Linked DNA regions of Homo sapiens: region 2 is linked to region 1. A link is a loop called in an ENCODE intact Hi-C map of the cell type or tissue named here. Cell type or tissue: OCI-LY7. All regions are shown on one strand. Each heading gives the region's core, and the rest is flanking DNA. Links, peaks and the distances in the headings are about the cores only.

Region 1 (11,614 bases), core at 2,249-7,248:
TCATGTCGTCTGCCAACAAATATTTATTAGCAAGACTAATAAAGAAGAAAAGAGAGAAGAATCAAATAGATGCAATAAAAAATGACAAAGGGGATATAACCACCGATCCCACAGAAATACAAACTACCATAAGAGAATACTATAAACACCTCTATGCAAATAAACTAGAAAATCTAGAAGAAATGGATAAATTCCTGGACACATACACCCTCCCAAGACTAAACCTCTTTTCATAATTTAATACCATTTATTTCTTTCTCCTGCCTGATTGCCCTGGCCAGAACTTCCAACACTATGTTGAATAGAAGTGGTGAGAGAGGGCATCCCTGTCTTGTGCCAGTTTTCAAAGGGAATGCTTCCAGTTTTTGCCCATTCAGTATGATATTGGCTGTGGGTTTGTCATAAATAGCTCTTATTATTTTGAGATACGTCCCATTAATACCTAATTTATTGAGAGTTTTTAGCATGAAGGGCTGCTGAATTTTGTCAAAGGCCTTTTATGCATCTATTGAGATAATCATGTGGTTTTTCTCGTTGGTTCTGTTTATATGATGGATTGTGTTTATTGATTTGCGTATGTTGGACCAGCCTTGCATCCCAGGGATGAAGCCCACTGATCATGGTGGATAAACGTTTTGATGTGCTGCTGGATTTGGTTTACCAGTATTTTACTGAGGATTTTTGCGTCGATGTTCATCAGGGATATTGGTCTAAAATTCTCTTTTTTTGTTGTGACTCTATCAGGCTTTGGTATCAGGATGATGTTGGCCTCATAAAATGAGCTAGGGAGGATTCCCTCTTTTTCTATTGATTGGGATAGTTTCAGAAGGAATGGTACCTGTTCCTCCTTGTACCTCTGGTAGAATTCGGCTGTGAATCCATCTGGTCCTGGACTTTTTGTGGTTGGTAAGCTATTAATTATTTCCTCAATTTCAGAGCCTGTTATTGATCTATTCAAGGATTCAACTTCTTCCTGGTTTAGTCTTGGGAGGGTATATGTGTCCAGGAATTTATCCATTTCTTCTAGATTTTCTAGTTTATTTGCGTAGAGGTGTTTATAGTATTCTCTGATGGTAGTTTGTATTTCTGTGGGATTGGTGGTTATATCCCCTTTATCATTTTTTTATTGCATCTATTTGATTCTTCTCTCTTTTCTTCTTTATTAGTCTTGCTAGCAGTCTATCAATTTTGTTGATTTTTTCAAAAAATCAGCTCCTGGATTCATTGATATTTTGAAGGGTTTTTTGTGTCTCTATCTCCTTCAGTTCTGCTCTGATCTTAGTTATTTCTTGCCTTCTGCTAGCTTTTGAATGTGTTTGCTCTTGCTTCTCTAGTTCTTTTAATTGTGGTGTTAGGGTGTCAGTTTTAGATCTTTCCTGCTTTCTCTTGTGGGCATTTAGTGCTATAAATTTCCCTCTACACACTGCTTTAAATGTGTCCCAGGCCGGGCGCGGTGGCTCATGCCTGTAATCCCAGCACTTTGGGAGGCCGAGGCGGGTGGATCATGAGGTCAGGAGATCGAGACCATCCTGGCTAACAAGGTGAAACCCCGTCTCTACTAAAAATACAAAAAATTAGCCGGGCGCGGTGGCGGGCGCCTGTAGTCCCAGCTACTCGGGAGGCTGAGGCAGGAGAATGGCGTGAACCCGGGGAAGCGGAGCTTGCAGTGAGCCGAGATTGCGCCACTGCAGTCCGCAGTCTGGCCTGGGCGACAGAGCGAGACTCCGTCTCAAAAAAAAAAAAAAAAAAAAAAAAAAAAAAAATGTGTCCCAGCGATTCTGGTATGTTGTGTGTTTGTTCTCATTGGTTTCAAAGAACATCTTTATTTCTGCCTTCATTTCGTTATGTACCCTGTAGTCATTCAGGAGCAGGTTGTTCAGTTTCCATGTAGTTGAGTGGTTTTGAGTGAGTTTCTTAATCCTGAGTTCTAGTTTGATTGCACTGTGGTCTGAGAGACAGTTTTTTATAATTTCTGTTCTTTCACATTTGCTGAGGAGTGCTTTACTACCAACTATGTGGTCAATTTTGGAAAAAGTACGATGTGGTGCTGAAAAGAATGTATATTCTGTTGATTTGTGGTGGAGAGTTCTGTAGCTGTCCATTGGGTCCGCTTGGTGTAGAGCTGAGTTCAAGTCCTGGATATCCTTGTTAACTTTCTGTCTCGTTGATCTGTCTAATGTTGACAGTGGGGGTGTTAAAGTCTCCCATTATTATTGTGTGGGAGTCTAAGTCTCTTTGTAGGTCTCCAAGGACTTGCTTTATGAATCTGGGTGCTCCTGTAATGGGTGCATATATATTTAGGATAGTTAGCTCTTCTTGTTGAATTGATCCCTTTACCATTATGTAATGGCCTTCTTTGTCTCTTTTGATCTTTGTTGGTTTAAAGTCTGTTTTATCAGAGACTAGGATTGCAACCCCTGCTCTTTTTTGTTTTCCATTTGCTTGGTAGATCTTCCTCCATCCCTTTAGTTTAAGCCTATGTGTGTCTCTTCACGTGAGATGGGTCTCCTGAATACAGCACACTGATGGGTCTTGATTCTTTATCCAATTTGCCAGTCTGTGTCTTTTAATTGGAGCATTTAACCCATTTACATGTAAGGTTAATATTGTTATGTGTGAATTTGATCCTGTCATTATGATGTTAGCTGGTTATTTTGCTCATTAGTTGATGCAGTTTCTTCCTAGAATCAATGGTCTTTACAATTTGGCATGTTTTTGCAGTGGCTGGTACCAGTTGTTCCTTTCCATGTTGAGTGCTTCCTTCAGGAGCTCTTGTAAGGCAGGCCTGTTGGTGACAAAATCTGTCAGCATTTGCTGGTCTGTAAAGGATTGTATTTCTCCTTGACTTATGAAGCTTAGTTTGGCTGGATATGAAATTCTGGGTTGAAAATTCTTTTCTTTAAGAATGTTGAGTATTGGCCCCCACTCTCTTCTGGCTTGTATAGTTTCTGCTGAAAGATCCGCTGTTAGTCTGATGGGCTTCCCTTTGTGGGTAACCCCACCTTTCTCTCTGGCTGCCCTTAACATTTTTTCCTTCATTTCAACTTTGGTGAATCTGACAATTATGTGTCTTGGAGTTGCTCTTCTTGAGGAGTATCTCTGTGGCGTTTTCTGTATGTCCTGAATTTGAATGTTGGCCTGCCTTGCTAGGCTGGGGAAGTTCTCCTGGATAATATCCTGAAGAGTGTTTTCCAGCTTGGTTCCATTCTCCCCGTCATTTTCAGGTACACCAATCAGACGTAGATTTGGTCTTTTGACATAGTCCCATATTTCTTCGAGACTTTGTTCATTTCTTTTTACTCTTTTTTCTCTAAACTTCTCTTCTCACTTCATTTCATTCATTTGATCTTCAGTCACTGATACCTTTTCTTCCACTTGATTGAATCAGCTACTGAAGCTTGTGCATGTGTCATGTAGTTCTCGTGCCATGGTTTTTAGCTCCATCAGGTCATTTAAGGCCTTCTCTATGCTGTTTATTCTAGTTAGCCATTCGTCTAATCTTTTTTCAAGGTTTTTAGCTTCTTTACGATGGGTTTGAACACCCTTCTTTAGCTTGGAGAAGTTTGTTATTACCGATTATCTGAAGCCTTCTTCTCTTAACTCGTCAAAGTCATTCTCTATCCAACTTTGTTCTGTTGCTGGCGAGGAGCTGCATTCCTTTGGAGGAGGAGAGAGAGACTCTCTGATTTTTAGAATTTTCCGCTTTTCTGCTCTGGTTTCTCCCCATCTTTGTGTTTTTATCTACCTTTGGTCTTTGATGATGGTGATGTACAGATGGGGTTTTGGTGTGGATGTCCTTTCTGTTTATTAGTTTTCCTTCTAACAGTCAGAACCCTCAGCTGCAGGTCTGTTGGAATTTGCTGGAAGTCCAGTTTTGCCTGGGTATCACCAGTGGAGGTGGCAGAACAGTAAATATTGCAGAACGGCAAATGTTGCTGCCTGATCGTTCCTCTGGAAGCTTCATCTCAGAGGGGCACCCGGCTGTATGAGATGTCAGTCGGCCCCCTACTGGGAGGTGTTTCCCAGTTAGGCTACTCAAGGGTCAGGGACCAACTTGAGGAGGCGGTCTGTCCGTTCTCAGATATCAAACTCCATGCTGGGAGAACCACTACTCTCTTCAAAGCTGTCAGACAGGGACGTTTAAGTCTGCAGAAGTTTCTGCTGCCTTTTGTTCAGCTATGCCCTGCCCGCAGAGGTGGAGTCTACAGAGGCACACCAGGCCTCCTTGAGCTGCAGTGGGCTCCACCCAGTTCAAGCTTCCCAGAGGCTTTGTTTACTTACTCAAGCCTCAGCAATGGTGGATGCCCCTCCCCCCACCTCACTTCCACCTTGCAGTTCGATCTCTGTTAGCTGTGCTTGCAGTGGGGGAGGCTCCATGGACGTGGGACCCTCCAAGCCACGCATGGGATATAATCTCCTGGTGTGCCATCTGCTAAGACCATTGGAAAAGCCCAGTATTAAGGTGGAAGTGTCCCAATTTTCCAGGTACTGTCTGTCATGGCTTCCCTTGGCTAGGAAAGGGAATTCCCCAACCCTTTGCACTTCCCGGGTGAGGCAATGTCCCACCCTGCTTCAGCTCACACTCTGTGGGCTGCACCCACTGTCCGACAAGCCCCAGTGAGATGAACCCAATACCTCAGTTGGAAATGCAGAAATCACCCATTTTCTGTGTCGCTCACGCTGGGAGCTGTAGACTGTAGCTGTTCCTATTCAGCCATCTCGGAACCTCTAAAAATAATTTCTTAATAACTCCTGTATTATTTCCCCCCTCTACAGACATAAACTTAACTGCCGTTAGGGGGTATTGGATGACGATTCTTTCTGGCTACTTCCTGCTAAAAAGGGGCATCTTGTTGGAGGACAGTGGTTGGGCCTCCTCTTGAGGTCAATCTAAGTGTTCTCAGAAGAATGGTGTGTCCATGTGTGGCTCTGTCTGCAGCACCATTTGGGGTTTGATTGCTTCTAGGTGAAAAGAGATAAATTTTACAAGGAGGTTTAAAATATAGGATTAGAATATGAGTATCGAGATTACCACTGTTAATGGAGGGCCTATAGACCATAACTATGACAGTAGAGTTTGATACCTGTTAGTTACACCAATGGATTGTAATACCAGTTTGCCTCCACTAGATGTCGCTGTACATAATCAGAAACATTCATATAAAAGTAACATTCCTTTTAGGAAAAGTGGCATTGGATTGGGTGGCTAGAATAACTTTAGTGTTAACCTTGGCTACATTTTTCCTGCAATTATCAATCCTTTCATGACTTCCACAGAAAATCTCTTTCCTTTATAACCTTTGCATAACCAGGATGTGACATATTACCAAACCCAATAAGAAGTTCTAGCAAACTCAGTGATAGTAAAACTTTCATGCTTCCCTTTTGTTGGCAGCTATTATCCCTACTATAAGGATAATAATTAAGCAAAAAATATTGCAGCAATGGAAACTCTCCGTCCAATATTTCAATTAAAAGGTGCTACCGGCCAGGCGTGGTGGCTCATGCCTGTAATCCCAGCACTTTAGGAGGCCGAGGTGGGCGGATCACCTGAGGTTGGGAGTTCGAGACCAGCCTGACCAACATGGGAAAACCCCGTCTCTACTAAAAATAAAAAAGTAGCCGGGTGTGATGGCGCATGCCTATAATCCCAGCTACCAGGGAGGCTGTGGCAGGAGAGAATCGCTTCAACCCGGGAGATGGAGGTTGCAGTGAGCCGAGATCCCGCCATTGCACTCCAGCCTGGGCAACAAGAGCGAAACTGAGCCTCAAAAAAACAAAACAAAACAAAACAAAAAACAGTGCTACTGTGTATAGCTCTACTACAAATAGTAGAGTGAGTAGAGCAATTCCTGCAAGTGTGGTGTAAGTAGATAATTTCCATCTAAAATTTTACTTGCTAAGATATAGAATTTCCCTTTGGGGATCTATAAAGTTCCTTGGTTCTATTTCCCTAAACAAAGAAACCTCTGAGTTATGGGCACCCTATTCACTCTCATTACCTGGCAGAATTTACAGGATAATTGCCCAGAACTAGCATATTGATCTAGATTTTCACATTACCTATGCCTTTTTGTTTCTTCCAAGCTGCAGGAGATCACCACTTGATTCACAGGAATAAGCAGGGTTAGTCTAAAATGTAGGCAAAAAGCTGAAAAACAATTAATGAGACTATGATTTAATGACAAATGTATGATAAGCTTTGGAGCATAATGATAAGCTTTAGAGCATAGTTTCTCTCTCTAGTCCCCATTTTTGGTAAAAGCAAATTATGATAGTATTGTGTTGTTTGTAGAATAAACTTTAGTTTTATATTTGGCCTGATTATTTGCATAAAGTACAGTAAGAATAATTATTTCTATGTAAGCCTTTTGGATTGGCTTTGATGGCACTCTGTTTCAAAAGGAATCTCAGATAAGACCTCTTAAAGCCCAGCCATGAGTTTTTATCCTGTGAGTCCCAAGATAAACTTGGAGCTCCTGGACCTGTTAGAAAGTGACATTCTTTACTGACCACAGATTAGGAACCCTGTGCGGGGACTGTGTAGACAAGGGATGAGGCCAGTTCTCCCCAAGAGGCTTTTATCGGCACTGGAAGTAAAGATAGACTCTTAAAGGGAAGCATACCCTTTCGGTCAAAGCCTTGGTAAAATAACTAGCTTTTCCAGTTGTGTCCTGTTGAAAAAGAAAAATGGATCTTATTGCACTGATGCAAACAACTATATTTCCATAAGTTAAGAGTACTCACAGGCAGTTTCCAACTTCTAGAGGAACCAGGCAGACAGAAACAAACGTGCTCCAAATTTTGTTTGCAGGAGTATACCTTACTCAATTATTAAAGGCCATAAATAGTTTAAAATAAGTTTTCTTAACTCTGAAAAACAAAACAAGGATCAGCAACATTCCAAGTAAAAGTCAAAAAGGTTGCTTTAACTTTCTGAGTGCAGTCCATTTAGTTAACTCTTGTATTGCTTGACATTCGTGAACATTTCAGTTCTTCATGAGTCCCACACATTCTTTCTCTATTCCAATGTTACAATCTTCAAGGCTATTAAAAACTCACATTTGAGAACACCTGTTCAAGTTTTATAGCTTGATTATAACCTATCTTTTAAGAAGGAACAAAGCAAGACAAAATGGTCTTTGAATGACAAAATTTCCAGGATAGTTACAGTTAAAAACATGACTGACAGGCTGGGCATGGTGGCTTATGCCTGTAATCCCAGCACTTTGGGAGGCCAAGGCAGGCTGATCACGAGGTCAGGAGATCGAGACCATCCTGGCTAACATGGTGAAACCCCGTCTCTACTAAAAATACAAAAAATTAGCCAGGCATGGTGGTGGGTGCCGGTAGTCTCAGCTACTCAGGAGGCTGAGACAGGAGAATGGCATGAACACGGGAAGTGGAGCTTGCAGTGAGCCAAGATCACGATACTGCACTCCAGCCTAGGCAACAGTGTGAGACTCCATCTCAAAAAAAAAAAAAAAAAAAAGACTGACAAAGAAATTTAGTTATCTCCATGGCTTATAACTTTACCCCTAATTACTATTGATAGCATATATTTAGACATTAAAATTTTAGAAATCCCATACAATTTTGGAACATATGTTAGTATTATTCATCAAAATATAACTTAAAGAAGATTGGACATCGTTTTGGCAATTTCATGTGACAAAACATGTCAAATAATCCTGTTCACCTCTTTTCTGAATGTTTCAGGGGCCCTCTGAACCATCCAGAAAGCCAGGCATCAGGAAAGACAATTTTGAAACTTAAAGTTTGATTTTTGGGTGCCTGTTAAATGTTAGAGGTTTAAAACACTTGATGTTATGAAATAGAATTCCAAATTGCCATAAATTATTTATTTTGCCAAAACGATGACTCAAAAAGCAAAAATTTTTATTATCCTTTATTATTACATGAAAATCCTGTTTAAGCAAAATTTTACCCTTGCATTAATTTACTGATATCAATCCCAATTTCTTTAAATGGAAGCTTATAGATGATTCCATCTAATCTTAACCAATTTGACCATGAGGTGAAATCTTTACAAGCCCTTTATAACCTCTTTTACTAACGGGCAGATTAGTGTCTTAAGACACCCTTGTTGTGCTTTTATTTCAATGCTCAATTTATGAAAAGACCATGTAATATGCTTTTGAATTTAGTTAGGTTTACACATTTTTGCAAGATTAATTTTTACAATCTTTCCACAACTTACTTAAACATTTAGCTTTATCTTATTAAATGTAAGATAATCCCTTATTCCTGGGCAAAATTTGGATTTCCATGCTTTCTTATAATCTTTTACTAAAAAACACATTTCACTGTTTTTATATGCCTTGAATGTAAAACTGTTTAATGATCTCAAATACATGTTGCACTCTTAACTCTTAGCAACTTTTATTTTTGGTGAAAAGCCTGGTTAGTAAGTGTTTTTAATTGTTGTTGTGTTTCTTGAGACAGAGTCTTGCTGTCGCCCAGGCTGGAGCGCAGTGGCACGATCTCAACTCACTGCAACCTCCACCTCCTGGGTTCAAGCAATTCTCCTGCTTCAGCCTCCCTAGTAGCTGGGATCACAAGCACCCGCCACCATGCCCAGCTAATTTTTGTATTTTAGTAGAGACAGGGTTTCACCATGTTGGCCAGGCTGGTCTCGAACTCCTGACCTCAAGCAATCCACCTACCTAGGCCTCCCAAGTGCTGGAATTACAGGCATGAGCCACCGCACCCAGCCAGTAAGTGATTTTAGTTATGTACCAGCTTAAATATTAAAGTCACACGAACTAAAAAATATTTCAGTGCTTATTTTTTCTTTAAGCCAATTAATTGGAGCTCTTTTTATAGACATCACACAAAACACATACACAGCGACACAGACAGAAGATTCAGCACTTGTAAGATTTTTATTTGACGCTTTCATAACTGGATTACTGGCTTCAGGGTGGAGCCCTTGGAGGAACAGGGCCGGGATGGCATGCATCTTTAGGGACTAATAAGCAAGCACAGCCACAGGTAAAGACAGATCTGGAAAATTAAGGATGCCTTTTTATGCTGGATTTTTGGATCCCCAAAAGGAGGGAGAGCCATCTTTTAAAGAGTGTATTTCTTACTTAATTATTACACACCAAAGCTCTCTCCTAATGTGAAGTAATTTGATACCCCCAAAACTCAAAATGGCCAGATAACACAAGGCAAAACAGAACAGAGCCTTTGATTTTGAGAGGGAAGTATCTGCTTTTAATTCCTGGGGTTTCATGAGGAAAACAGAGGTTTTTTTCCCAAAACAATGTCTGTGGCACCTCCTCTGTTTTCCCACGGAGTCCCATGCTACCAGAAGTTATCTTAGGGCCTCTCATGTATGCATTAAGTGTGGCAAGACAAAAAACGGAGAAAAATAATTCAGTAGACTGAGAAGAAAAAAACCTTTTTCCAGAAAAACAAGATCCAAGAAGCGAAAACCATAAAGGCCTTTTAAATATACCTATAACTTGAATATCCACTTTTGATTAAGCTGAGTGCTGTTTAAGAAAATCCTTTTAAATCCCTTGTTACTCTACTTTAGCCACGCCAAGCAGTTAAGATTTTTCAGCTTTTGAACTTTACAAAAAGTAACCTCACAGGTGAAACCAACAAACCTTAATTAGGTTATGATTAACCACAGGTGTACAAGATATCTTCAAAGTGGGTGACAGGCAATTTTTGAAACCATCATTGCAAAATTGTCACTGAGACACTGAAAGAGATTCAACCCAACCAACTCCATTTTGTTTCCAGCCCCTAAGTCGTCCTTGCGCATCCCTGGGAGTGGGCCGAACCAATTTTGGGAGGAGCCTGATTTACAGTTTATAGTCTAAAACAAAGATGATAACAGCCACTTCATCATATATACTTCCTTCTTGCCTGGGGACCAGACCAAGAAACTAGCCACAAGATTAAAAACCATGGCCCAGGAGCCAAGCAGCTGGAGGCTACAAAACTCCGATCCTCCATCAGCTGCTCTCAAGATCAGTGCTTAAGATATTTTGTAAGCCCTACCCTTGAGCTGGCACCACCCAAATCAATAAAGTGGCTTATCGGATTTTGTGGCCTTCACCCAGGAACTGACTTAGCACAAGAAGACAGCCACCATTTAAAATGGCAGAGGCTAAAACAAAGAATTCCTACGTGGTTACAGGTCATGTTCCGAAGGACTTGAAACAAGATGGAGGCTTGTAGCCAAGTTTGTTACTATTTTGTTGAGCTGGCAATGAACAGCAGCCTTATGGGGTCCTGGGCCTGCATCCTAACCTAAGATGGTCTTTCTTTTGACAGAACCATACAGAAAGACACACAAAGCACACCAGATTGGCTACAGCTTAAGATCAACCTCACAAATCCTTTGTCATTATTTTTATGATCTTTTTTACCAGTTTGCACAGGGAGAGGGAAGCCAAAAGCTCGACTGGTAAATTTTTTTTTTTTTTTTTTGGAGACAGAGTCTCGCTCCATTGCCGAGGCTGGAGTGCAATGGTGCAATCTCGGCTCACTGCAACGTCTGCCTCCCAGGTTAAAGCGATACTCCTGCCTCAGCCTCCTGAGTAGCTGGGATTACAGGTGCCTGCCACCACACCCAGCTAATTTTTGTATTTTTAGTACAGACGGGGTTTCACCATGTTAGTCAGGCTGGTCTCAAACTCCTGACCTCGTGATCCACCTGACTCGGCCTCCCAAAGTGCTGGGATTACAGGCGTGAGCCACTGCGCTCAGCCTCGACTGGTAAATTTTTACTCTTTTTCCAGAATGTCAGGCTTCTGGATTCCCTTCCCCCCAGCTCAACTCTAAGCCAAGCATTTTAAGGTTTGGAAAATTAACATTTCCCAGGTTGGAAGAACATTATAAAAGATCCATTTTAAACTGTGAAAGAAGGAAAAACACCATAGACCTGAGTTAAATTGTGGAAGGTTTCTATATATTTAACAGGGTCGTCAGAAAACTGGCCTAAGTTTCCTTTTATTTGTCTAAGATCCTATAATGAGAAGGGAACTTGAAGGGGTCCCAAATAAGAGGGATCCTCAGATGGTTCCCCTGGAACTTGCTTCTCTAATTTCGGGGAATTATTCTCGTTGGGCCTGCCTGATATGATTGCTAAAAGAGCTGGGTTGATTTTGCAATGCTTGCAAAGGTCTAGTAAAAAGGCCATGCCCTTATGCAAAAGAAAATGAGCTGCTTTTTCTTTAAAGTCTCAGGGTGAAAGATGCCCCCAGCACCTCAGAATGCACTTCAGGGGAGTGCAGGCTGAAGACAGTACCCATCTAGAAAGGGAAGCAAGAATAAAAGCGTTCTTTTAGTCTCCTTCCTTTCTTTGTGACCCAGGATGGAGGGGAAGACAGTGGGAGCATCCCCATGACTGTTTTCTCTTTTTGGTTCCCAAGTTATGGCACCATGTTAAATGTGCCACCCATGATTGCAGGCATGACCCTCCAAGCCACAGCACCAGAGGAACTAAGATTTGGGCCTAGCTGTGCTCCTCCAAGCAGCTGTAGTCCTCTGCCTATGATTTCCCTTTGACTTCCTAGACCTGTGTGACCTGTGTGCCTCCCTAAAAAAAATGAATCTCAAGAAAAACTAAGTA
Region 2 (11,614 bases), core at 3,459-8,458, 50 kb after region 1:
AAGTCAGGGTGTGATTTTTGCATTACACTCCTTGCCTAGAGCAATGTTTCTCTGGACAATAATATTTGCTCTTGATTTGTCCAGCCAAACTACTTCACTCCACTGCTTCTTGATCACATGCTCCTTGTTATCTGGCCTCCCCTGGAGCGATAGTCGTTCGAACTAAATAAGCAATTTAAAAACCAATCAATCATAAATCAGAATAAATCCAAAGAAGCTAAATTCGGCAGACAAATGCTTTGTCTAAATTCCCTTTGCAGTGCTCTGAATTCCAACTGTTTTATGTTCCTCATTTGAAAGGGCACAGGGAGGAGAGGATTACCTCAGTCTGGCCAGTCAGGAATAACTGTGCTTTCCCTGAGGCTGGATGATAATTGACTCATTATTCACAGTCATAGCCATCAACCTGCCAAGGCACAAATGCACAACCCTGGTCTGGAAAAATGTGTGTGAAAAATGCCAGATGAGGGACACAATAGCAGTAAGTTGAAACTTTTGAAATGTCCAGTGTTAGGCACTTACAGAGAGAAAAATATGAACAGAGTGTAATGTTTCTGAAAGCTTATTTTCAGACAGAAAAAAAAATTCTGTGTGGTGGCTGAGTTACGGAGCTCATTCAATCCAAAAGTTATATTCTGGTCATCAACTATATGCAAGGTGACAAAGACAGTTAAGACTCAGTCCTTGTTGTCCTCACAGAGTTTACAAACTAGGAAGTTAAGCCATACATGCAAACCACCAAAAGAGAAGGCACCGATGGCAGATGATATAAGAGAGATAGAAACACAAAGAATGGTAAAATCATAATTGGTTTGGCAGAATCACAAAAGGCTTCACATAGGACTAAGGCATCTGAGCTGGGCTTTGAAAGATAGCTACAATTTCAACAGGTGAGCACTGTGAAGAGGTCATTTTACAAAGGGAAAATTCCATGAGCAAAGCCCTCAAGGTGGGAACACACAAGGCCTGAGTAAGAATCGCCGATTATTCCAGGAAGATTTGGGGACACATGGACGGGGTATATTTGGAGGGCCCGACAAAAACTCTGTACTTGACCTACATCCTGGGGAGTCACAATTAGAGCTGTGCTCTAAGAAGACAAATGGATAGAATGGATCAAAGTGGTTCAGGTACTAGAGACAAGAAAGTGTGGAGCTACCATAGTAACCCAGGTGAGAAGTAAAGGGAGCTTCAGCTATGGTGGCCTGAAGAAATTTAGAAAAAAAAAAAAAGAGTTCGCAAGTGAGTTCTCTTTTGTTTTTAAAACAAAAATGAAGGCACTATCTCCAACTGGTTATGTTTCCTCTCCAGATATCACAGAATCATCACGTTATCTTTCCACTGCAATCTGTACTATACTTTTACATATAATTTGGCATGCCCTAGATAACTTTTTTTTTAAACAATCTCTGTGATGGTGGGTGCAAATACAGCATGATAACAACCTGTCAAGTAGAAAACAGTTTGGTGCCAAGAGGCCACACATACCCATCCCATAAAATGAGCTTACCTTCCCAACTAACTTAGTCAAGACCACAAAAGAGGTGGCCCACACTGGGAACAGATGCAGCATATTTGAGCATAGCCTCCTACGGCTCCAGAATTCCTAACAGAGCAACAGCTGCTGGTGACAATATCAACACAAGGTAGAATCTGTTACATCCAAGTTTGTTTCTTTTTTGCACCACAGCCCTTTTCTACGTTAAACTTACAAGTCTATGCACAACTGATTTATTTTCTTAATAGGTAATATTTACAGACAAGCAGGATCCTCCTAGTTCTTGAGCCAAACCCAGGATCACAAGGACACATGCTTATCTGGTGAAGAACCCAGGGAGGATCTAAGTATCTAAGTATCCATGAACAATACCTCCACTTCCCCACAGCTTTACTGAGGTGTAATTTACACACCACAAAGCTCACTCATTTTAAGTGTACAATTCAATGATTTTTAGGAAGTATACAAAGTTGTACCACCATCACCACGATTCCATTTTTAGGTCATTCCATCACCCCAAAAAGGTGCCTGGAGCCCATCTGCAGTCACTCCCTGTTCCTACTCCCAACCACAGGCAACCATTAATCTATTTTTTGTTGCTATGTATTTATCTCTTCTAGATATTCCATACCAGTGGAATCATATGATATGTGGTCTTTTGAGCCTGACTTCTTTCTCTTAGCATAACCTTATTGAAGTTTGTCTGTTGGAGTATGCACTTCCCTTCTTATTGTCAAATAATAGTCCGTTGTATGAATAGTACCACATTTTATTTTTCCATTCACCAGTTGATAAACATTTGGAGTGTTTCCACATTCTGTACCCCCTTAATTATGATACTGAGTTTGACCTAAGGACTGTCATTACTAATCCAATTCCATGCTGCCCCACATGATGAAATAAAACCACAGGGTAACTATGCAGTTTAACTTCCCTCCACACCCAATGGTAGAAATGCTGATGCTCATTGAGGCTATAATTCTCTAATCACCTTATCTCCACCATACCATCAGAGTCCTAGGATCAGGTCACTCTCTATCACATGGCCTGTTTTCTTCAAATTTATATGAAATAATCTGAAATTACCTTCCTAAATTGTTCATTGCTTGTCTATTCCCACAAAAATGTATCCCTAAGGAGAGCAGGGATCTCACTGTCAGGAACTTACTCACAGTTCCTGTAAAGTAAAATGTTCATTCTCCACTCTAAAAGATGGGTAACAATTAAGATTGAAATGTAGATTTATATTCAGCCCTTCAACCAGGAAGTTCTACACTGAGAGTCCACTATGTGCTTAACACTCTGCCAGGCTGGAAAAAGAGTTAAGAAAATTATATGACATGGCCTCTGCTTATAAGAAACATATAATCTAGTCCCTTAAAATTTTTACTCACTCAAAGACATAACACTTTACATATCTTTCAGCTCACATTTCCATGTTTAAGAATGTATCCGAAAGAAATGATTAAGTACGTGGGTGAGGATTTCACTGCAAAGCCAAAAATGTCTGATCTATTCCCTTGAACATTTTTATTTAATCGAGGACATATATTTTTGCAGATTTTTGAACCAGCATTTCCATGGGTGGAAATGTATCCAAAGGCCATAAGTAAGAAGGGTGCAAAGACGCTAGTACTAAAATCAATCAACAAATAAACAAAGGCCAGAACCCTTGCAAGGACCTACAAAGCTATCCATGCCCGATCTTTCCCTACCTCCATGCCCTCTAACCTCAGCTTCCACACTCCTTTCACCGTTGCTCATGCAACTCCAGCCACACCGGCCTCCTTGCTGGTCCTCAGCTGGGCAGGTGCTGCTATGACCTGGCCTTTGCACTCGCTGTTCCCTGGGCCTCAAATATCTGCAGACTCACCTCATTCCAACTTTATTCAAATTTTACCTTCCCAGATCATACTATATAAAATTGCAACCCTAAATCCTCCTGCCAGCACTCATGATTCCCTATACTGTGCTCTGGTTGTTTTCCCCCTTTCTAGAATACAAATTTCAGTTTCCCCCTTCTAGAATACAATTTCTCTGAAGGCAATGATCTTTGTGTCTTTTGTTCACTTCTGTGAGTAACATTTAGCACATAGTAGATATTCAACAAACATTTACCAAATGAATGAGGGCGTGCAATGTAGCATCATTTGTAATAGCCAAAAATTAGAAATAATTCAAATGTCCCACAAAAAGAGAATGGCTAAACAAATATCCATACAAGTGAATACCAGGAAGTCATCAAAACACTGGTAAATGATATTTATTGCTATGAGGTGTTCATAATATAATGTTACATGAAAAAGCAAGTTACTTCTTATCTGTAGAGTGGTGAGGGGAAAAAAGCAAGTTACAGAAACTATGTGTAGCATAAGCCCACTTTCATAAAATAATTATAATAAATTTGCTGAATATATAAATGAATGAAAATATTAGGTTGAGCCTTTAAAATAATTCAGGTAATATAAATATAAATAAACATATTTATGTGCATTTTATATATTTTTTATTTAATCCTAATAACAACTTAATGAAGTAGAAGTTATTATATCTATTTTACACATGATAAAACTGAAGCTCAGAAATGTTAAGTAAGTTTCCCAAGACCACCTAGTTAGAAAGTAACAGAGTTTAGATTCAAATCTTGGTTGTCTCCAACTTCCATGTTCTTAACTAATAACTGAATACATATATACATATTAATAAACATAAAAAATTTCAGAAAGGATGTATACAACCATGGTTTATCTATAGGACAATAGACTCTGACTTTATTAGTTAACTGCATATAAGTTTGCCTACATAAAAAGACACCTAAAGTAACAACAGCTTAAACAAAGTGGAAGTTTATTTCTCGCTCATGCAACAGTAAGAGATATAGATAATCCAAGGATAATATGACCTTGCTCCACAAAGTCATCTGACCCAGGCTTCTATCTTTCTGCTCTGCCATGACTACAGCACCAACCTTCTCCACATGGTCCAGGATGACACCCCCCCACACCCTTGTTCCAAGCAATAGGATGAAGAAAAGGAAAAAGAAAGCACACACCTCACTTCTCTGTAATTAGCTAAGGCTGATTTCAGCTACCATATCAAGGAAGCACAAAAAATGGAGCAGCTCAAACAAGAATTTGATTTCTCTCTCATGTAACAGTTTAGGAAAGGTGGGTAGGCTTTGTTCCATGAAATGACCCAGGGATTCAGGCTGCTGGAGTTTTCTGTCATCGTAAGCACATGGCCTCCATGTCTGGGTCTAAAGGAGTTGTTGTAATGATTCCCAATTTCCAGCCAGGAGGAAAAGGATAAAAAGAAATAGTGCACGTGTCTTAAGGATATGACCCAGAAGTTGCACATACCAGTGCCCCTCACATCTCATTGACACAAACTTAGTCAAATGACTATACCCAGCTTCAAGGAAGACTAGGATGTAATCTTTATTTTGGCTGGCCATAGAGTAGATAAAAATTCTACTGCTATAGAAAGAGTATGTTATTGTTTTACTGTGGGTGTGTGGGTGTGAGTGTGTGCATGGGTGTGTGGGTGCTGGTACCTCTGAGTATTTTCTAATTTTTGTACTATGAACAAAAAAACTAAAAACTATACTTTTATTTGAAGAGGCAAAAAAGCATTTCTTCCAACGAAGTTTCTAATCCTCAATCTAGGGAGAATACCTACATGCATCTTCTTCCTTTTTAAAGTGGTTTTCCTGGAAATAATGAAGAAGGAGGAAAAAAATATATATATACACACATATATATACACACATATATATAATTTTACATTTTTTTCTATTGTAGGTCAAGATTCTCTTAATATTTAACTTTGATGTCCCTCTTTTAAATCACAAATAATTACCCTAATCATAAAATTCTACTCTTGCGTAAGTCTTTAAAACTACCAAGTACCTTCGTGTACGAAATATACAACAGAAAAGTTACCAGAAACAGCGAAATGATTGGAGGGGCATTTCCTGAAAGTACAGGCAATGAGATGCCTCCACAGCCTGTGTGGTCTCCCTAGTCTCTTGTCTGTGTACTTGCTAATGGCAAAACACTCACAGAGAACACAGTTCTGGCAGCAATAGACAGAAGTAGCAAGGACATTTCCCTGTGATGGAGTAGCTTTGACCTATGACACATGCACTACAATCCTTCAGACTTGGGACAGAACATGTGCCAAACTAAAGCCCACCCTAAAATTCTGTAAGCTATAATATCCTAGCCTCTGTATTAGCGATCAGCAAGATCACAGTAAAATTATTCCTATAACCCATCATCCTTTTTCACTGTCAAAATGCCTTTTAAATAATATACAATGGTGACATTCAACAAAAATGTCATATTTAAAGTAAAATAATTGTTCTTATGCTTTGAGTGGGGGGGGGAGTATCACAATTTCATGAAAGCTACAGACCTTATTCATAAAAAAATATAATATATACAAAAATGGACAAAAAGTGTTGAAAAATTCATTTATCTCCCTAAACTCCTCCCAGATTTCATTTAGAGTATTTTCTCAAAGCTGGTCTGAAAGTCAAAGTTTCTGATCTGCACACTAGTAGAACTACTGAATCTTGGGGCAAGATCCCTAGGAATCTACTTTTTAATAAGTACCTTCCAGGTGATTTGTACATAAGGTAAAATTCCCAAGTAAAGATTCCATGAAGTAAAATCTAACAATGATAATTAAAAAGAAGAATCTGATACTTCATCTTTGGTCAAAGCATGTAAATACATTTGCCTGATGATTGTGTGGAGACATAGTATTGCATCCATCCACCAGAGGCCAGTGTAGGATCATTCCCTGAATTGTACTCTTACACCATACAATATACCACGTACATGTACACAATACAATATGTACTATACATAGTTGGTTTTAACTACTTCAAGAAATGGGGTATAAACAACTAACACTGTAGACAATATTTTACATTTTTTATATTTACATTCAAGATTCCTTTCATATTTAACCTTGATGTTTTTCTCTTTCGTATCAGAGAAATAGAACCCCAATCATAAAACTTTACACATGAGTAAGTCTTTAAAATTTACCAAATACTTTCATGTGTATTTCATCTGATTCTCACCACAACCATTTGAGACATACCAAACAGGCAGAATTAGCCCTGATTTACAGATTCAGAGAGTAAGTGACAGGCCTGTGGTCTTAAGAAATTAGTATATGCCTGGACTAGTACCCAGGTCTTCTGAATCCAAGGATTGAAGTGTCCCTTCCCATTACACTGGCCCTGCCCGTAACAAAATGAGAACTATAAAAGCAACATAGTAAATTATTTATAAAACTAAATATCTGCAACCTAAAAGATTTTCCTTCACCGTAAGATCATGTCCTATTGCCTACCACAAAAAGTTGCATTTACTTAAGGCAACCTCTTTAACTCACCTACACTGGAGAAAGTTAGGAGGAGTAATTTTTCCCTCTTTTTTAAAAAGTAAATACTTCTTAGAAGAAGTTTTCAAACTTTCTAAAGTAGAATAACATCTGCTGAACACATTTGTAAGAATATAGGACTCAAACATTGGCATGTTGGATTAGAGCAGTTCAAGAGGAGACTTAAATTATATATGTCTTTCACATTCTCTCATTTTATCAGGAAACTCCAGGAGAGCCTTCACAAAAAAAAAAATAAAAAATAGAACAAGAGCTTAAAGTAAAATAAGAAGGAAAAAGTCTGAAAATCCACTGTTCTAATCATTCTTATTGTTATTTTATTAACTCATAGGCTGTTTATTCAATCTAAAACTGAGACCCCAAAACCAATGGCAATATTCTGGATATGATGTTCATCAATACTATGCAAATAGTTAATATTGCCTTGCCAAATCAACCTCTAACTATACAATCTATAAACATATAGATTGCTATTCTGCCTTCACACATTTAGAGCATTTGGGAATCACACCATCCTTTATAAGCAGATTGCAATAGGAATGACATATCAGCTGATGAATTCTTCTAGGGTAGGGACCCTGTTTTGTTCATCTGAGTATTCCCAGATTCTAGCTCAATGCTTAAAACACAGAAGGAATCATCAATACTGAAATGACCTCAACATTAGCAAGAAGACCTGGATTGACACTATAATTAGGGACTAAACTCAACACTCAGATGACTCCCTACAACCCCAATCTTCTAAACAGTAGTTCATATACAACAAAATTGAATGCAAAAGGCAAATTAAGTCTGGAAAACACATGAAAATGATATAATGATTCCTCTCTGTGCTAAGGATGCAATGAACTGCAAGAAGAGTAAGCTGATGGGCGTCACTTAAATGTACCTCCTCTGGAACGAATCCAAATTAAGGAAAAAAAAGACACTAAAAATCATATACTAGACAGATTGTGGTTTGATTTTCATATAAGAGTTTGGTTAAAATAAAGTTTCCTGTTTGTATCCCTTTGGGTTTAGCTGACCATTTCAAAGAAAATATTATTGTTTCACGGCTAAAAGAACATTTTGCTAAAACCATTCAGATCTGAAACATGCCCATTCAATTGAATCAAAGGACACTGTCTTATGACCACCTCAGTTTTGAGTGGAACAATTTACCCTTTCCCTTCAAGTAATGATACACTTAGCAACAACGAATAAAAATAATGTCTCAAGTTAAAGAGAAATGCATATAAAACAAATATGCACCCACTTAATATTGTTTAAATTGGCTATTTAAAGATTGATAATGACCACCTTAAAAGTTTATTTAACTATTAGTAGTTCTCTTTCATTCTGTAAAAGTTTAAAATCCCATTTGTCTACAAAAGTTCAACTCTCTAATTTATATGTATACATAAAATATATCAAATATAAATAAATTGAAAAGATGTGTATCTTTTCAAGTAAATCAAACAATTTCATTCTTTTCAAAGAATCAAAGAAAATGATTCTTTTATGTGTATGAAAAATACATATTTTTAATTCCCATGTCTTCACTGAGAACGCATATTAGAAAAGGTAATTATTGGAACAAAATACTGTGCATTAAAAACACTGCCAAAAATAAATTTAATGATTATAATTCAAAATGTCATGCACATTTAAATACATTTTCTTTCCTTATCCAATTACATGTAAACTCCAGCAGTCACAAAAAACAAATGATTATCTATGAACCAAATATTCATGTTGAAATGAATATGAATTATAACAACTTCAGCTGAAGGTTTATGCTAATATATCTAAAACAAAATGGCTTGATCAGCTCAAAATCTGTCATAATTTGAAAGGGGAAATTTCCTTCTGCAATTGAACCAGCAATTTTTGTGTGTTTCATAATTTGTCAATTTGTTCCCTAAGTGTAGTGATTTAGTGATGACAAAAGAAATAGGGAAACAAATGAAAATTGCTTAATTACAGCTTGCAGATGTTCCCCCAAAGAGAAAAAACAGGTTAATGCTGCTGATGCTGTTTCCTCCACAGGACTCTGCTATAAATTAGTTCACTTCATTCAATATTTTTTTCCTTCAGTGTTCTATGTGATGTTTGATGTTATGTTGTGATAAAGAGATTACATACACATAGTTACTGAATTTATGTTCAATATAAAACTATCAACATTTTTTCTTACACTTTTATTCTTTTTGGCAATACTAAAAAACACATCAATAAAAAGCTTTAAAATAACACCGCTTCCTTACTCGCTCCCTTGGGATGCAAGATTAATTAATTTTTTTAATTGCCTAGTTACTTTTATTAGCAAGTCCTTATATGACGTCTTCTGCAAATTTCTCTCAAGGTAACATTATCCCCATGGCCTATGTCTTCAGTTAAAGTAAGTTTATTGCTATTTGCCATGATATTTTCAATTATCTTCTCTTTACTGTTAAATTCACATTTGCAAAAGCGCTTCCCGAGTTGCCTTTTTTTTCTTAATGTGGCTAACGTTAAAAAGGAAACAGAAAGGCACTGCAAATGGCCTGTGAACTAAAAACACCACTCAATATTCAGTAGGGAATTAAATGACTGATAACAACGGCACTGAAAATGTGGCTTCAGTGCCACCTGGAAGCATAAAGCTGGTCAGTTCGTTTCCAACTTCCTCTGACAGGCAATCTGCCAGATGCAAGGGTATCAAAACAATGTTAAGCCCTCTGGTCTCTATCTAACACATGACAGAAAATAACTGCAAAAGGCTACACAGCAAGGATTATTTTTCTTGTTGTGTTTTCTTTTATGAGAGAAAGCTGTTTTTATGCTCTACTGAAATTCCTTTCCTGCTCTGAAATTGGTAAGAGGGACAGCTGCTTTCTATATTTTTCTCTCTGGTATTTTTCTACAGCAGATTTTAAATTCATTCTTCAGATTGGGAAAAGCCTCTCTTTGCACCCTCATGGAAATTTAAAGATGCATTGCTAATATTCAAATTCAAAATAGCTTTGGGGACCAAGATGATACGTCAACTTCGGAAATGTGTTGTTTTATGTGCTGTCACCGGTTTCATTTTTAATTACATTTTTTAGAAGCTGTCAAGTATGAGTAGTGATATTCTTTTGGCTGAAATGACAACTCAAAATTTATCAGTCCAGAAATGTAAACCAAATCCCAACCCAAGATTCTAAGCTCTTGACAGAACGAACGCTCAATAAAGAAAAAAAAAATTAAAAGACTCCTGAAATGAGAACTGTGTAACTTTGAAGAAGTCACTTGGCCTCTGTGGGCCTCAGTATCTCCCAGGCAAAATACCTGTGACTCTTCCTTGACTCTTTCTTCTCCTTAATCCTCTGCCAGTACCCTGTTACTAAGTGCTGTCAGTCATTCCTTCACTGGCAGCGTCTCCTAGGCCCTTTTGCTTTCCATTTTCTCCCCAACTACCCTAGTCCAGACCTCCAGCAACGTACTTCTCCTTAGCCCTCAGCTAGTCTCCCTGACTCCAGATGTTTCTCTACTTCTTCTTTGCTCTACCTTTCAAAATCACGAGCAATGTGTATTAATGGGTTTTGTTTGTTTGTTTTAAAATTCTACTATGGTTCCCAATTACATAGTATATCAAAATCCAAACTTGAGCATCATTACACAGCCTCCTTCTCAGGCTCTCCCTTCTGTGCCATCCACTAAATGTGGGTGTTCCTCAGGCTTGTACCTAAGGCCCTCCTGTCTGCCAGCCTGTCATTCTGTATTCTCTTCTTTTCTTTTCACTGCATTTATTCAACCAATATTTAAGCATCTACACATTCTGCCCCACCAGGCACTGCTTTAGACACTAGTGTAATAGTGGTGAAAACCCACAAGACACCAGCTGTATGGAGCTGATGATACTCTAGAGAAGACAGGGTAAGTGTATTTTGAGGTAGCACATCCATTCCTGTTGGCATATATTATCTACACACCAGTGACCCCAGGTCTTGAGAAGAACTGCCCGATGCCCTACGGAAGGCAGAGAACAAAGTGGTTCAGGGTGTGGGCTTTGAAATCTGATTAGGACCATAGTCTAACTCCATCTCTTCTTATAAGGACACCAGTCATACTGGGTTGGGGCCCACCCTTATGACCTCATTTAACCCTAATTATCTCTTTAAAGGCCTTATCTCCAAATACAGTCCACGTTGGGGGTTAGGGCTCCAACATGTAAATTTGGGAGGCACACAATTCAGTCCACAATAGCAAGCTACCTAACTTTATGCCTTGGTTTCCTCATCTGTAAGTTAAAAATAATAAAATGATAAAAATTAAAATGTACGAAAGAACTCACTAGGTCATTATAATGATTAAACGAGATGATACATGTGAAGAGCTAAGCATTAATCCCTAGAACTTAATAAATGTTAGCTGCTATCAGTAGTAATATTAGACTTGTTTTTTAATAATCTCTCACTCCCAGATGTTTCTCTGAGAGAGGTATAATTGTACAGAGGAGGGTCAGATGTCTGGAGTTTGAATCCTATCTGACCTCAGGCAAATTATTTAATCTACAATGACTTTCAGTTCCCTGAGCTATAAAAAGGAAGAATAATAGCTAATTCTTTGCATCATGGTGGCAATTAAATAAGTTACTCGAGACAAATACTTAGCAATATATCCATAAATGAATCTAAAATAAAGAGCACTAGACAGTCTCTGCCAACTCTACAATTGAAACAGAAACACACTTTA

The links. A loop is a pair of places that touch in the nucleus more often than their neighbours do. Peaks named below come from ENCODE experiments on the same cell type or tissue, not always from the same donor. Only the 100,000 strongest peaks of a DNase experiment are listed, where the experiment ranks them.
Region 2: a loop joins it to region 1, with 2.1 times the contacts of the local background. A loop is called at or near these places in 3 of 110 quality-filtered maps.

What each region holds. Positions count from the first base shown.
Region 1 is chr11:36,666,535-36,678,148 of GRCh38, reverse strand. LOC107984325 (a long non-coding RNA gene) reads right to left here and starts at 7,260. Exons shown (of 3, transcript XR_001748186.1): 1 at 6,627-7,260; 2 at 6,064-6,151; 3 at 4,687-4,962. In OCI-LY7, for the core only: CTCF peaks have their summits at 4,932 and 5,133 (motif pointing right); a DNase peak (open chromatin) is centred at 5,138.
Region 2 is chr11:36,617,628-36,629,241 of GRCh38, reverse strand. All of the region lies in intron 2 of IFTAP (intraflagellar transport associated protein), which reads right to left. Among named protein-coding and RNA genes, the nearest start is that of RAG2, 25 kb to the right of the region's middle. In OCI-LY7, for the core only: a CTCF peak has its summit at 6,264 (motif pointing right); no DNase peak of the experiment used is centred there.